2 separate regions of the Homo sapiens genome follow, and region 1 is linked to region 2. The links are chromatin contacts, found by Hi-C or POLR2A ChIA-PET in ENCODE. All regions are on one chromosome and are shown on one strand. The core of a region is the stretch at or near the end of the contact, and the rest is flanking DNA. Distances in the headings are between cores, read along the strand shown. Region 1 has its middle 8.7 kb from the start of H1-2. Region 2 holds the start of TRA-CGC1-1 (tRNA-Ala (anticodon CGC) 1-1).

Evidence for each region. Hi-C counts contacts between places; a loop is a spot of excess contacts on that map. ChIA-PET counts read pairs that join two places held with the same protein, here RNA polymerase II (POLR2A). Pooled maps may share reads with other maps.
Region 1: a loop to region 2 is called in a pooled map, with 2.0 times the contacts of the local background. The contact joins two enhancer-like sites. A Hi-C loop is called at or near these places in 2 of 168 maps with a recorded cell type or tissue (A673 and CD8-positive, alpha-beta T cell), 1 of 37 single-sample maps with no recorded cell type and 7 of 50 pooled maps. POLR2A ChIA-PET finds 5 or more read pairs at or near these places in 1 of 52 experiments (PC-9).

Annotation. Positions count from the first base shown.
Region 1 is chr6:26,061,770-26,068,481 of GRCh38, forward strand. No RefSeq gene overlaps it. Among named protein-coding and RNA genes, the nearest start is that of H1-2, 8.7 kb to the left of the region's middle. RefSeq lists a silencer at 2,858-2,997 and an enhancer at 4,844-5,343. Within about 2 kb of position 4,347, at least 7 of the 41 ENCODE cell types and tissues checked have a DNase peak (open chromatin) inside an H3K27ac peak, as active enhancers do.
Region 2 is chr6:26,547,977-26,555,335 of GRCh38, forward strand. It overlaps TRA-CGC1-1 (tRNA-Ala (anticodon CGC) 1-1), which reads left to right and starts at 5,527; the gene lies at 5,527-5,598. TRI-AAT5-1 (tRNA-Ile (anticodon AAT) 5-1) reads left to right here and starts at 6,146; the gene lies at 6,146-6,219. TRP-AGG2-2 (tRNA-Pro (anticodon AGG) 2-2) reads left to right here and starts at 7,294; the gene lies at 7,294-7,359. RefSeq lists enhancers at 1,160-2,114, 2,374-2,908, 2,893-2,942, a cis regulatory region at 5,210-6,420 and silencers at 5,483-5,532, 6,123-6,212. Within about 2 kb of position 2,640, at least 11 of the 41 ENCODE cell types and tissues checked have a DNase peak (open chromatin) inside an H3K27ac peak, as active enhancers do.

The DNA.
Region 1 (6,712 bases), core at 3,097-5,596, 480 kb before region 2:
CTGGGCAACAGAGCAAGACTCTGTCCAGAAAAATAAATACATAAATATAAAATTTAAAAATATAAATAAATACATAGAGAGTATTACAAAAGGAACAATATATTGCAAAATATATTTACCTAACATTTTGAAATTGCCATTATAATTGTATAAGTGACATAGGAAACTGGGTCATTAACAGCTATCTTATTCTTCAAGCTTCTTTCAAATGATGTCAAAGCATTTCAGAAAGTCAAACCTACCCTCAAAGGATAAGAATTTGTCAATTGTGAGGATATGCACATTTTTACACCTTCTCAATCTGTGTCTATATGAAGGCAGTTATAAAGCACAAGATGCAAACGTATATTAGGCAATAGTCTTCATCAGAATAAGTACATAACCTGACACAATGACTATATTGGAAGAAACATGGAAATGCAAATTTCAATAGATTGGTTGACATTATTTTTTAATGTCTAGTTTTTTACTGTGCTGTGTTTTTACACACTTAATGAGCACTTGTTAAGCACAGGACACCAGGAGAAATAATAAAAACTAAGATCAGCCTAGCAGTGTGTCCTCTCAAGAACTTATACCTGGTGGGACAGATACAGACAAATATAACCATCATACAGTGTGAGAAATCGATAGAAAAGACACAGCCACTGAGAGCACAAAAGAATAAAAACATAAAATGTTAATGTGCTGGCTAAACGTTTGCCTTCAAGTATTTACCAGTCTAGCTGGGAAAATAAGACAGAAGACAACAGCCTAAAATAGTGGTTCTTAAACATTTAGATATCAGGACTTCTTTACACTCCTAAAAACTATCAGGCCTCCAAAAAATATTTTGCTAAATATAGGCATTTATCACTTTGGAAAACAAAGCTGAGTATTAATTATTTAATTATTTATATTAATATTTATTTGATAACCTTTAAAATATTATAAAATTAATATTTATTTATAATGCATATATGTGATTATATAGTTCATATGTAGCCATATATTTATCATATATACCATAGATTTATGTTATATATTACATATGTATGAAGAAAAAATGGAAAGTAAACCCAAAAGTTCCCCATTCCCTAACCCATTCAAAACCCTGGAAGTCCCAGGCTAATCTGAAACTTGTAAAACTGCCTGCATGTAGAGAGCACAGCTGAGCTGGTAGTGTGGAAGAGCAGAAAGACAGCAGTTCTGGAGCAAGGAAGCTTTATATTTAATCCCAGTTTCTCCATTCATGAGCTTGGTTACCCTGCCAAGTTCCTTCTCTGTAAAATGGGAATAATACTCCCAGAAATACAGTGAGGATTAAATTAGATAATGTGCATACAGTTCCTGGGATTGGGATCAGCACACAGTAGCCTCTCATTTGAGGCATATTTGCATTAGATCCTTGCTGTATGATATCCTTCTGTTTCTTTCTTTTTTTTTTTTTTCCTTTGGTGACCCTAAGAAAGATGGTACTCTCCTTAACTTGGAGGGCTGGATGCGAAGAGACCAAATCCAACAAGCTGGTTCATTCTTTCTAATTATGTGTGCTTCCCTTAGCTGCCTCTGAAAGGATACAGGCCCTAGGTACTAGCCCCAAGAAGCCTAATGATAAGAGATAGAGCTGGACCACCAGAGAAGAGATGAGTGTGTATGTGTGTGTGTGCAAGCAATTATATGTGTGCATTTAGGAGTGGTAGGTGTGTAAACAGTCTAGAACACTCATTCTCACTGTGATGTGAGGATGTATCCCCACATCACTGTTCTGGGAGCTCACTCCTTGTCCATCATCCAAGCTTATGATGGACAATTCTTTCCCAAGTGGGAAAGAATTCTGATGACACTCACATAACTACCCAGTCCCAACTTTCTGTATCCAAGGTGTGTGCATACCTTTGATAGCAGGCAGGTGTGCCTAGCCAATATATTAGGAGCATGGTATTCCAGCACTCTGCACTTTTTTACTATAGAATTCATCTCAACCTGCTTACATTACATGAAAGTTTTGATTGATATCAAATTTTTATTATGTTTGCTTATCAAAGGATTTGTAATTATGCTTCAGTTGATACATAGATTGTTTATATTTTTCATGGTTACTTGAAGCACTTATATTTTCCTCATACTTTTACAAAGTAATCAAGGAAAAATACAGAGGCAGCTTAGTATATTAGTCAAAAGAATAATTAGACTGTCTTGGAACCTGGAATGTCTGAGTTCAAATTCAATTTTGCCGTTTTACCAGCTGTGTGACTTTGGGTGAGTTAATAAACCTTTTCGTGTCTCAGTGTTCTCACATGTAAAGAGACAATAATAAGCCTACCTGTTTCATGGGTCATTATGAGGATTAAGGAGTTAACATTTAAATAGTTCTTAGAACAACCTCTGACATATTTTAAGTACAAAAATATATACATATATTAAATAATAACTTTTCTAAAACATCCTACCTACAATCTTGTGTGCAAATTGGTGGCTCAATTCTGCAACTGTTGTTGGTGGTGTTGTTGTTAAGCTTTTGTTTGTCATGACTGTTATCAGTAATATTAATACAGACAGTTAACTGAACCCTTCCTCTGCACCAGGCATTATATGGACTATTTTCATTCTGACTCCCTGCATTCTATGAGACAACCACCATTGTAATCATTCTCACGTTGCCAATAAGGAAATGGAGAATGAGAATTCAGACTTCTCCAAGAAGTGCTGCAGACTGATTATAAATCATGCATCCTAAACACACACATATTAAAGTATCAACTAAATCAAACAGAATAAAACTTTTGTTTTTCTATCTACAAAATGCATGAATTAAAATATGCCCCAACTACTTAACTAATATATTTAGTAAGTAGAGGGATGGAAGCGTTTTCACTCCTTCAATACATTCTTCATCAACCTCTCTCACCTTACCCCTCTGTCACAGGCATTTCCTATGTCATGCGGTTTTTCTGATGTACGCTAGGTGGCAGTCAAAACCACGAACTCTTGAAAGAGAGTATATTCCTATTTTTCTGCAGCCTCAACCTCCAGGGCTCAAACGATCCTCCTGCCTCAGCCTCCTGAGTAGCTGGGGCCACAGGTGCGAGCCACCACACCTGGCTAACTTTTACATTTTTGATAGAGACGGGGTCGCCATGTTAGCCAGCCTGGTATCGAATTCCTGACCTCAGGTGATCTGCCCGCCTCAGCCTCCCAAAATGTTGGAATAACAGGAGTGAGCCACAGTACCTGGCCGGTAATTTTTAACTTCTAGCTATACACTTAGTTTTTTGTCCTTTTCAGTGGACAGAAATTATAATGCCTGTTTGACAGGGGATAATTCTGAGGCACTGGGAAGCCATGAGACTGCATGGATTGCACAGGCAGGCAAGAACATGGGAAGGAACAAGTGTCTTAGACACTTGTCTCAGTGGTCTAGAAAAATCATGCTAGCTGATTCATTCACTCCACAAACAACTGATCAACATCTTCAAGAAGCCTAACAATGTACTGAGTTCAGGGGACAAGAAAATAATTCAGACAGGCTCTACCTTCATGGTGGTGTTTGAAGAATAGGGATCTAGAAAACGGTAGGTAATAGTGGCTGTGCAAAAGATATCAGAGATGATATGAAAAGGAGGGACTAGACCATTTTACCCAGGAGTGGAGGTTAAACATAGGGTCTTTAAGGGAAACGTAAAAATATTAATTCTTTTCATTTTTGAAGTAAAATGACCATCGCTTCTCGGCCGTTTGGCTAAGAACAAGTGAAGTAAAATGACTGAGGATGACAGACATAAATACTGCTATACAAACATGGTAGCACTGAAATTGGCTCTTGCCTGACAGGAAGCAAAATTATAAAATTCATTATTTAGATATATCAATAATGATGGTGATCAGGCTGTAATAATAATGTTATTAATCATTATGTATCAATAAGAATACAGGTGTGTGACTTTACAATGTGCCTAAGAGCAACCCAATATTTTGATTGTAAACCACATTCCCTTAAACACACACACACCTCAAACAAGACCCCATAAAGCAGACTGCACTAAAGTGGAGGTTATGTAAAAGTCCAACAGAATAAGAACCCTCCCCCATTGTGTATTAATCTGTGAACTAAAAAAAAATTTCATTAAATTGAAAATATCTAATTGTCAACTAGCAATTTTAAAGAGTTTAGGCAGAAAATGAAATATAAAGCTTTTTTTTAACTTTTAGATTTTTCAAAGCTAGCAGAACTGCTGAAGAATAACAATTCAAAACATAGGTTTGCTTTGGTTTCAATCTCTGTAGCCAAAGGCATTTACAATGTAGGATGTTGTTTGTGCTTTCAGACACTAGATGACGCTCCAAATCAAAATGCCGGTAGTTGGACAGCCCCTGATCAAGCCGCCCGGCAAATCATTAACTGGGTTGACACTGTATTACTCAGCAGATTTCAAAACTCATTCACATACAGAGTCTTTTGGTGGACAAAAATAATTATTACCCACAATTGACAGTGACAGTACTGAGAAGCTGGGAAACTGAAGTAGGACCCTGGAGCAGCCAAGTACAGAGACTGGCTCCCAGGACCTTAGGAGTTAATACTATTCCTAAAGAGAATAAATTGTCAAATAGACAAGAAATTCATGTGGGTTGATGCATTCACTTCCCCAAAACAATTATTAAGCAGTAGAAATGATAACTACGCTGGTAGTGGAAATAGTTTACAGTAAAAGGGAGAAGACATGCAAAAACCAAAAAAAAAAACGGGGCCGGGCGCAGTGGCTCACTCCTGTAATCCCAGCACTTTGGGAGGCTGAGGCGGGCCGATCACGAGGTCAGGAGATCGAGACCATCCTGGTTAACAAAGTGAAACCCCGTATCTACTAAAAATACAAAAATTAGCCGGGCTTGGTGGTGGGTGCCTGTAGTCCCAGCTGCTCAGGAGGCTGAGGCAGGAGAATGGCGTGAATCCGGGAGGCGGAGCTTGCAGTGAGCGGAGATCACACCACTGCACTCCAGCCTGGGCAACAGAGCAAGACTCCGTCTCCAAACAACAACAACAAAAAAACAGGCAGTGATGTTTTATGTGGGTCAGTGTGAAGTAGAGATCAAAGGAGAAAACGGCCAATCTTACCAAATAATGGATGCAGAAATAATCTTCATGGAGAAGCCACTTTAATTATGTCTTAAATGAGAGTAACAAATTAAACATAAGAACCTGTAGGGGCTAAGGGAAAACTTACTCTTTGGCCTCTGAAGAGTCGCTGAAAACCACCGACAAGAGGAAGATTAATAGGATAAAATGCATCCAATTTATTATTATTATTATTATTATTATTATTATTATTATTATTTTTAGACGGAGTCTCACTCTGTCACCAGGCTGGAGTGCAGTGGCGCAATCTCGGCTCACTGCAACCTCCGCCTCCCGAGTTCAAGCAATTCTCCTGCCTCAGCCTCCCCAGTAGCTGGGACTACAGGCATGTGCCACCACGCCCAGCTAACTTTTGTATTTTTAATAGAGACGGGGTTTCACCATTTCGGCTAGGGTGGTCTTGACCTCGTGGTCTGCCCGCCTCAGCTCCCAAAGTGCTGGGATTACAGGCGTGAGCCATTGCACCCGGCTGCATCCAATTTATTAATGTGTATATTAATAAATTATCCAATTTATATCCAATTTATTAATGTGTATTAACATGTACAGGGGAAATTGTCCATTTTTATTTTTTAGATTCAACAAAGTATGGGCCGCCGTGTAGAAATAGGATTGCTAATAAACAGAGTAGGGAAACCCAGCAAGGCCTGTCTGTCTAGATTCTTCTTCGCCTCTCTGTGCAGCATTCCTTCCTTCTGGATCCTCTCTGGAATGCGGTCTGGTGATCTATGATCAAATAAGGTAGTTCAGATAATTTCTTTATGGCCAGTTTTTACACAGAAAAACAGAGGGAAAGTTAGAGTAATATTTTTAGGTTTTATGGCTGGGCTCTGGGGAAAAGGTGTTTTGATTTCTATGACCTAACTTGAGGAAGAGGAATTCTCATTTCTATGGCTAGACTCCGGGGAGAATGGGACTCAGAGACAGGAGGGCAGGAGAAGATCAGAGAAAAACTTTGGCTTCTGCGGTCTTTATTTTGGGGTATTGTTTTCTGAGTTCCAACAAACCCCAAGGACCTACAAAGACTGCATACTTTTTTTTTCCTTTTTATTAATTGTGAGATAACCACAGCATAGGCAATTTGTTTTTTGTTTTTGTTTTTGAGACAGGATTTTGCATTGTTGCCCAGGCTGGAGTGCAGTGGCATAATCATAGCTCACTGCGTCCCCAAACTTCTAGGCTCAAGAGATCCTCCCAGCTTAGCCACAACTGAGAGGTGCTACTAGCATTTAGTGAGTAGAGAACAGATATGACTAGAGGTTCATTAAGTGTTTTGAGCCTTTACAGCTTCAAAATTGTCTTTGCTAACCCCTAACTTTTGGATGCTACAGAGGGCCCCTGGAGTATCCAAAGGAGAGGTAAACAGGATCATTTGACACGTTTAGTTATATAGGATTGTTGAAATAAGGTGATATTTGATCTTCAGGTCATATTTCAGTGAAAACTGTGAATGTGTGTTCCAAAATTATAGGGGATTTCTAGAGTTCTGATATCTGAGTTTGTGTCATCAGTTATAATTAGAGTTATTGTGTTAGGCTATTGTAAATCACAGAGGTGACTAAATTTCTTTGTCAATTGTGTTTTTGACTGTGACTA
Region 2 (7,359 bases), core at 1,390-3,889:
ATGGTATGGAACGGTGAAGAGGTCTGAGAGAGTTGGCAGTAAATAATGCCAAGCTTGGATGATTGCTTAGCCTTTCTGAGCCACAATCTCCTCAGTAACAAAGCAAGAACTATTATCTATTTTGCAAGGTTTTGAAAAGAATTAGAGATACTTTATGGAAATGACTAGTAGTGCAATTTACCTCATTAGCATATTGATGCATAAAGCTCTGTTGAAGATTTGAAAAAAAGATTCATATTTCCCAGAATCTTACATCGCCACTGAAAAACAAGGAAAAAAGACAATTCGATTACTCCACAAAACTGAGACCCAGGCCACTCCATATGGAGCCCTTACTAAAACCAGTAAGTAGCATATATAGTAAAACTGGAATTACATAATAGCATTTTTTTCCATTGTAATAGTGAATTGCTGGCATTTCTACTTTGTCATGCCGTATTACCATCCTTCATCTGCTCAACTATTCCCAATCCATTTTATTTGATAAACAGCAAACATTTATCTGCACTTTATGCCTGACAACAGATTAGGATCAAAGATAAAAGAAATATTCCCTGTTCTCAGCTCAAAGTTGAATGAGAGCCTGGTGCAGTGGCTCACACCTGTAATCCCAGCACTTTGGGAGGCCAAGGCGGGCAGATCATTTGAGGTCAAGAGTTTGAGACCAGCCTGACCAACATAGTGAAACCCTGTCTCCTACTAAAAATACCAAAATATTAGCCAGGCGTGGTGGCGCATCCCTGCAGTCCCAGCTACTCAAGAGGCTGAGGCAGGAGAATCGCTTGAACCGGGGAGGCGGAGGTTGCAGAGAGCCGAGATGGCGCCACTGCACTCCAGCCTGGGCGACAGAGTGAAACTCCATCTCAAAAAAAAAAAAAAAAAAAAAAAAAGTTGAATGGGATAGAGAGATAGGTCACCATACAGTAGTGTGCTCTCTGTTATAACACAGCAAGAGACCCAAACCCTGATGCCAGGGCATGAAGGTGCCTTAGGGAGGACTTCCTGGAGTATGTTGACATATGACCAGCAAAATGAAAACAGAAAGGAGCTGGTCAAGCAAGGAGTGGGGAAAAGGCTTCCAGTAAGAATAATAACATTTACGAAGATGTTAAGAGAATATGGATAGTGCATATAGATGTGCATAGTAGTTGTTTACTTTTATTCTTTTTCACCCCTCTTGCTGTCATCTTAGGTGCATAGTAGATGTTCAATAAATTATTGTTGGATCAAAAAATTAAGATGAATAACCAAATTATATCAGGTTTCTGACTATAATAAAAGAGAATTATTAAGTGTTGTTGCCAAACTGTGTGCCCAGTGATTTACATGAAAAATTTTATTTCGAAAACCCTATGAGCTGAGTAGTATTGTTCTCATTTAACTTTACATTTAGACAAACATAAATTTAGACATATATCAGCCTGGGTGATCTAGAGGTTTTTTTGTTTGCTTGTTTGTTTTTTTGAGACGGAGTTTCACTCTTGTCGCCCAGGCTGGAGTGCATTAGCGCGATCTCAGCTCACTGCAACCTCCGCCTCCCGGGTTCAAGTGATTCTCTTGTCTCACCCTGCCGAGTGGCTGGAATTACAGGCGCCTGCCACCATGTCTGGCTAATCTTTTGTATTTGTTTTAGTCGAGACAGGGTTTCACCATTTTTGCCAGGCTGGTCTCGAACTCCTGACCTCGTGATCCACCCGCCTCGGCCTCCCAAAGTGCTGGGATTACAGGCGTGAGCCACCACGCCCGGCCTAGAGTTTTTAATAACCAAATTTCTGACCCTCACATCTGAGGCACTGAGCATGGAAGAGTTGGAAAGAAGAGGGAGGGAAACTTATTTTTCTGTATCTGTTCTTGCACCACTACCTTCTTTTCTCAATAGTTGTTGTGTTACAGAAAAAGGGTCCCGATCCAGACCCCAAGGGAGGGTTCTTGGCTCTCCCGCAAGAAAGAATTCAGGGCGAGTCCGCAGTGCAAAGTAAAAGCAGGTTTATTAAGAAAGTTAAGTAGTGAAAGTACAGCTACTCCATAGACAGAGTAGGGTGTTCCTGAAACGCGGAGGAAAGTGTCCACCCTAGATACATACCTGTAAGTATGGGGAGATGTGCTCTGCTACAAGGGTCTGTGATAAAGGATTAATTTTCTTATTATATTTTGTAAGAATCGATATTATTATCTTTAAAGCAAAATTTGGAATGCCTTTGTTCTCCAGATATGGGGACATCTAGACACTCCCAAGTCTGGGTCTGTTTAGTAAACATTATTAATTTGTTCCCTTAACCATAAACATCTAGAGGCTAGGAATGCCTGACTTTCTGGGAATGCAGCCCAGCAAAAGTCCCGGCCTCGTTTTCCTAGCCCTCACTCAAAATGGAGTCGCTCTGGTTCGAATGCCTCTCACAGAAATCCCGCTAAAATGTACCTCCCTCGGTTGCGGTGAGCCGTGATCGTGCCACTGCACTCCAGCCTGGGAGATAGAGTGAGAACTCCGTCTCAAAAAAAAAAAAAAAAAATACCTCCTTCTTCTCTCAAAACTCTCCAATGGCTTCCACCCTGGGTCATCAACATGGCCTGGAAGAGCCGTACTCTGGATACCCGAGGGCGCGGCCCCAGCGCCGCGACGCCCCGCCCCTCTGGCTGCTCCGCTCTGGGATGCACTTCCGACGCCCTCTAGGCTTGGGAGTTCCGCGCCTCTCGGTGTCGCCTGGGGGGCGTGCTCCGGTTGGCGCACTGATTCCCAGTTGGGTAGGGGAGGCTTGACTGAGCTCCCACCCGGAATTTCACCTTAGACCTTTAAAGACCTTGCTCCGGCCTCCCGCGCCAGCGCTAACACCTAGTCCTCTTTAGTGGAGTTCCGGCGGAAGGGGATGGCGGGCACCCGACGGTGGTCTCCTCCCAGATGGCGAATTTCCGCGGCTTCTTCATCTTTTAGCTCCCAGGGAGCCCTCTGGCCCCAGCATGAAGCCCATGGAGCCCTTTTCAAAATTGTATTTTTAAAAGCTTTTAAAAAATACACAGGATTTTAAAGAAAGCCAATTGTACTACAAAACAGTTTTCAAACGATTAAAATAATTTCATAGAGTAATGTGTGCTTCTCATTAATGCATTAAATATTAAACATCAAGACCCGTCTTATGACTGCTGTAATTTTCAAACAGTTGTCTTGGGTATTTGTAACAACTGTATTGTGATACAAAAATATGTGATTTTTCTTTTCTTTTTTTTTAGACAGAGTCTCCCTCTGTCGCCTAGGCTGGAGTGCAGTGGCGTGGTCTCTGCTCACTGCAAGCTCCGCCTCCCGGGTTCACGCCATTCTCCTGCCTCAGCCTCCCGAGTAGCTGGGACTACAGGTGCCCGCCACCAATTTTGTTTTTGTATTTTTAGTAGAGACGGGGTTTCACCGTATTAGCCAGGATGGTCTTGATCTCCTGACCTGGTGATCCGCCCGCCTCGGCCTCCCAAAGTGCTGGAATTACAGGCATGAGCCACCACCCCCGGCCAAAAATATGTGATTTTTCTTGATGACAGAGTCGTAGTTACTTCTCTTTCAATTGTGGTTTGTTACCTGTATTAGTAAGTGAAAGATATGTTAAATTTCAGTTAGAATAGACTAGAATCAGAAATAATCAGAATGCAGTGTGTGTGTTAAGAGTAAGGAATAGTTCATGCAACTTTTGTTTCTGTTACATATGTATGACTGAATTACGATGTAAACTAAACTAAATTGTAGGTCACCACCAAAAAAATGAAAGCTACTGCCACTAGGCCCAAGTTCTGGGTGAAGAACCACGTCTGTTTACCTGGGCAACCCCATGGATCAGGAAAGCAGGGGATCAGAAAGGAGCACGCTAATAGAGAAAAGAGGGAGCCTGTGCATTTTTGTTGCTTTTCAAGAAAGAGTTTAACCTTTAACAACTTGTAGCCATTGTTATTGCAACTTTTACTCCTATTGCAGATGAAAAGCTTTGTGCGCTGTGGCTCCCTTTCCAAAAGGCCCATCTATTTTCTAAACAGCTCCTAGGTTATGAGACCTATGGTCAGCTCAAGAGTCCTTCATTTATTCGGGGATATCAGCCCGTGACTTGACCTTAACCTTCCTCTCTCTAACTGCAGTAACCTCTCCCGCCTTGTCCATAGTTTCCCTTCCGCTGTCTCAGTTACCCCCTTCAACCGTGGTCCAAAAATATTAAATGAAAATTCCAGAAATAAAAAATTCATAAGTTTCAAATAACTCCCCTTTCTCAGTAGCGTCATGAAATCTCCCACCCGCCCGAGGATCATCCCTTTGTCCAGACTATCCACGCGGTATGCGCTCCCCACATCTTAGTCACTTAGTATTCATCCTGGTTATCAGATCGAAAAAACATAGTATACTATGGTACTATCCGAGGTTTCAGGCATTCACTGTGTGTCTTGGAACATATCTCCTGCTGATAAGGAAAGAATACTGTACGTATTGGGTTAAAAATGAAGAAATGGAAATAAAAAAGGAGAAATACAGCGACACCTGAACAGGGACTTGAAACCTGGTTCCTCAGATTAAAAGTCCATGGCCATACTGACTGAGCTACCAAGCTTCATACAAAATGTCCAAACTGCATCAACCCTGGTTTATTAATCTATGTATCTGACCTAGAAGGTGATTTTAGAAGGTTCAGCTGCGATTTTAATAAGGACCTGGTAATTTAGAAATTCTTGCTAATAACAGCACAGAAGCTCAGCCATAACGAGGGTCCGTTTTAAGACCGAGGTCTAACCATATTACAAATCCATACTAACATCCCCCCAAAATTCTATCTATCTATCTATCTATCTATCTATCTATCTATCTATCATCTATCTATCTATCTACCCACCTACCCATCTACCTATCTTTCTACACGCATATATATGTATTCATATAATCCAGTCCAGTCAAGGACTAACAGAATGCTCGCCTTCAGTTCCTAGGCTTCCCAGATAAATATCTCAAATCCTCTCTCTAAACTTGGGCCCAAACAAAACATTTTCAAAAGTAACCTGATCTGACGCTGGTGCACATAAAGGGGAGTAATTGAATCACCTTTTCGGCGACGGACTTAGGGAAGCTGTTGTGAGACGAAAGATAGAGAAAACTGATTTAGCAGTTCTTGGTTTCACCTGCCTTGGTTTTCCTTAAAAAAGGAAAAATAAATTAAAGAAGTTTGTGAAGAAGCGTCCTCACTCTCCTTTTTCTTGTCAGATTTCCAGGTAGTTGTCAATAGTTCTATCCCTGGGTCAGTAGGTTAAGTATTTGACAAGCATGTCTGATGGCTGGAAGGTTTTCCACACTTTGAAAACTGATGGATGCTGCCCCATTAACCATTTCAGGATTTTGTTCGACAAATAAAAGAGAATTTAGTTTCAGCAGTCCGCAAATCTTAGAATTTTGGGGACAGAGATGGGGACGGGGACAGATATGGGAGGACGGAGACGGCGGGGCGGTGGGGTGGTAGCAGAAATCTTTCACAAACAACTAGGGAGAGCTACAAAGAACGGTTTCTTAGGGTAGGGGATGTAGCTCAGTGGTAGAGCGCATGCTTCGCATGTATGAGGTCCCGGGTTCGATCCCCGGCATCTCCAAGTTGTTTTATCCTATCTGCCCAATACTATTAGAAACTATATTTCAAAATGTGAAATAATTGTGTTTTGTATCCTCCACTTCTTTAACTTTTTATGGCTTTCTTTTAGCCACTGTATGTAGAATTGTATATGGAGCACGGGGAACAAGATTGCTTTGAAGTATTTTGAACTATCTATGTGAAACAAATGGAATTGAGAACACAGAAAAACATGCCCAATGGGGAGATGACAGAAGAGGAGCAACCTGGAAAGTTGCCCGGAACCCATTAATGAGCCCTATTTGTGGTATATGGTTTGCCTTTAGGGCAGAAATAATCTTGGCTTGAGAACATGGAAAGGGGAGGGAAGACGGGCTATTGTTAGTCCTGTGAGTCATAGGATGATAAAAATAGGACAAATATCGAAAGAAGGATGAATCTCAGCTCAGCACGGGCGAATTTGGCTGCTCTAGTGCACCGGTCTCCCGTAGGGGAATAACAAAAATGAAAACATTCCGAAACACTGATGAAATTCTTGATGCAGTTTTTAAAACTTCTTGGAGACAGGTGGCCGGTTAGCTCAGTTGGTTAGAGCGTGGTGCTAATAACGCCAAGGTCGCGGGTTCGATCCCCGTACGGGCCAACTTTGTTTTCTTCCATCACGTAACTTACGGCCAAAGACAAGGAAAAATCAATTGTCTGAGGACTGTTACTACAAGAAAGACTGTGCTAACCTTTATAACTAACACTTTGCCAGAAGTCCAAACCTTTGTAGCAAGTCCAGAGGTCCTGTTTTCTTAAGTCATGGTGCTCAAAATGTTTGCTCATGAGAAGCAGAAAAGCAGTAGGATAGTTTAGGAGTTAGATTTAAATTCAATAGAGGGCAAAACAGTGCCACCAATTTGTTTAGTGCCCCAACACTGTCCTTGAAATAGTCTGAAAACAGATAAATCTTCAGATAATGAAATGTGGGGCAAGTGTGAGAAGGCAGTGTTCATTATCTCTGATTGCCCAATTAAGGATCCCTACTTGGGAAGATCAACACTCACACATCAAGACAGAAATTCCATTCCGAGAGAAACATTTTCTTGTTACTTTGATTTCCCAAGAAAGGACTATGCCCCTTTCCAAAATCTACCTTTTTCACATCAGCAACCTGGACCTGTTGGTCCAGGTTGGCCAACGCCGGGAATAACTGCTCAGTCCACATCTTGATGTTAAATATCCCCTGTTCCTTGTACAACTAATGCTCTCTGTTTATTTACGACCTCACAGCTGTATAGCCTGTTGAGTGATTTTTCAGGTGTTTTACTATTTTCTGTGGAAAATGCTGATCGCAACTCACGAGCTCCACGTGGGCTTTGTTAGCCCCACACCTGTGGGTGAGCTCTAGCGCTTGTCAAAAACGAAACTTACTGGGCCTCGCCTCCAGAGACTTTTACTCAGATTTGAGAAGGAACCCAGATTTCTGCGTTTTAAACAAACGCCACAGCTGTTTCTCAGAAAGGCTGTGTCAAGAGCCCTTTGAGATAACAGTCCTTAGGATTGGATTGAGGGAAAATTCGGAGAAATTCTGAGAGCCTCATTGACCTGATAATTTTTTTAACAAAATTAATTAAAGGTATTATCAGTTATAGTTGCATATAGCTACACGTACATTTAAAAAAAAAGAAATTTGGTAAATATTTAACGCATCTAAAATAATAAATGCTCAGGCGGCTCGTTGGTCTAGGGGTATGATTCTCGCTTAGGGTGCGAGAGGTCCCGGGTTCAAATCCCGGAC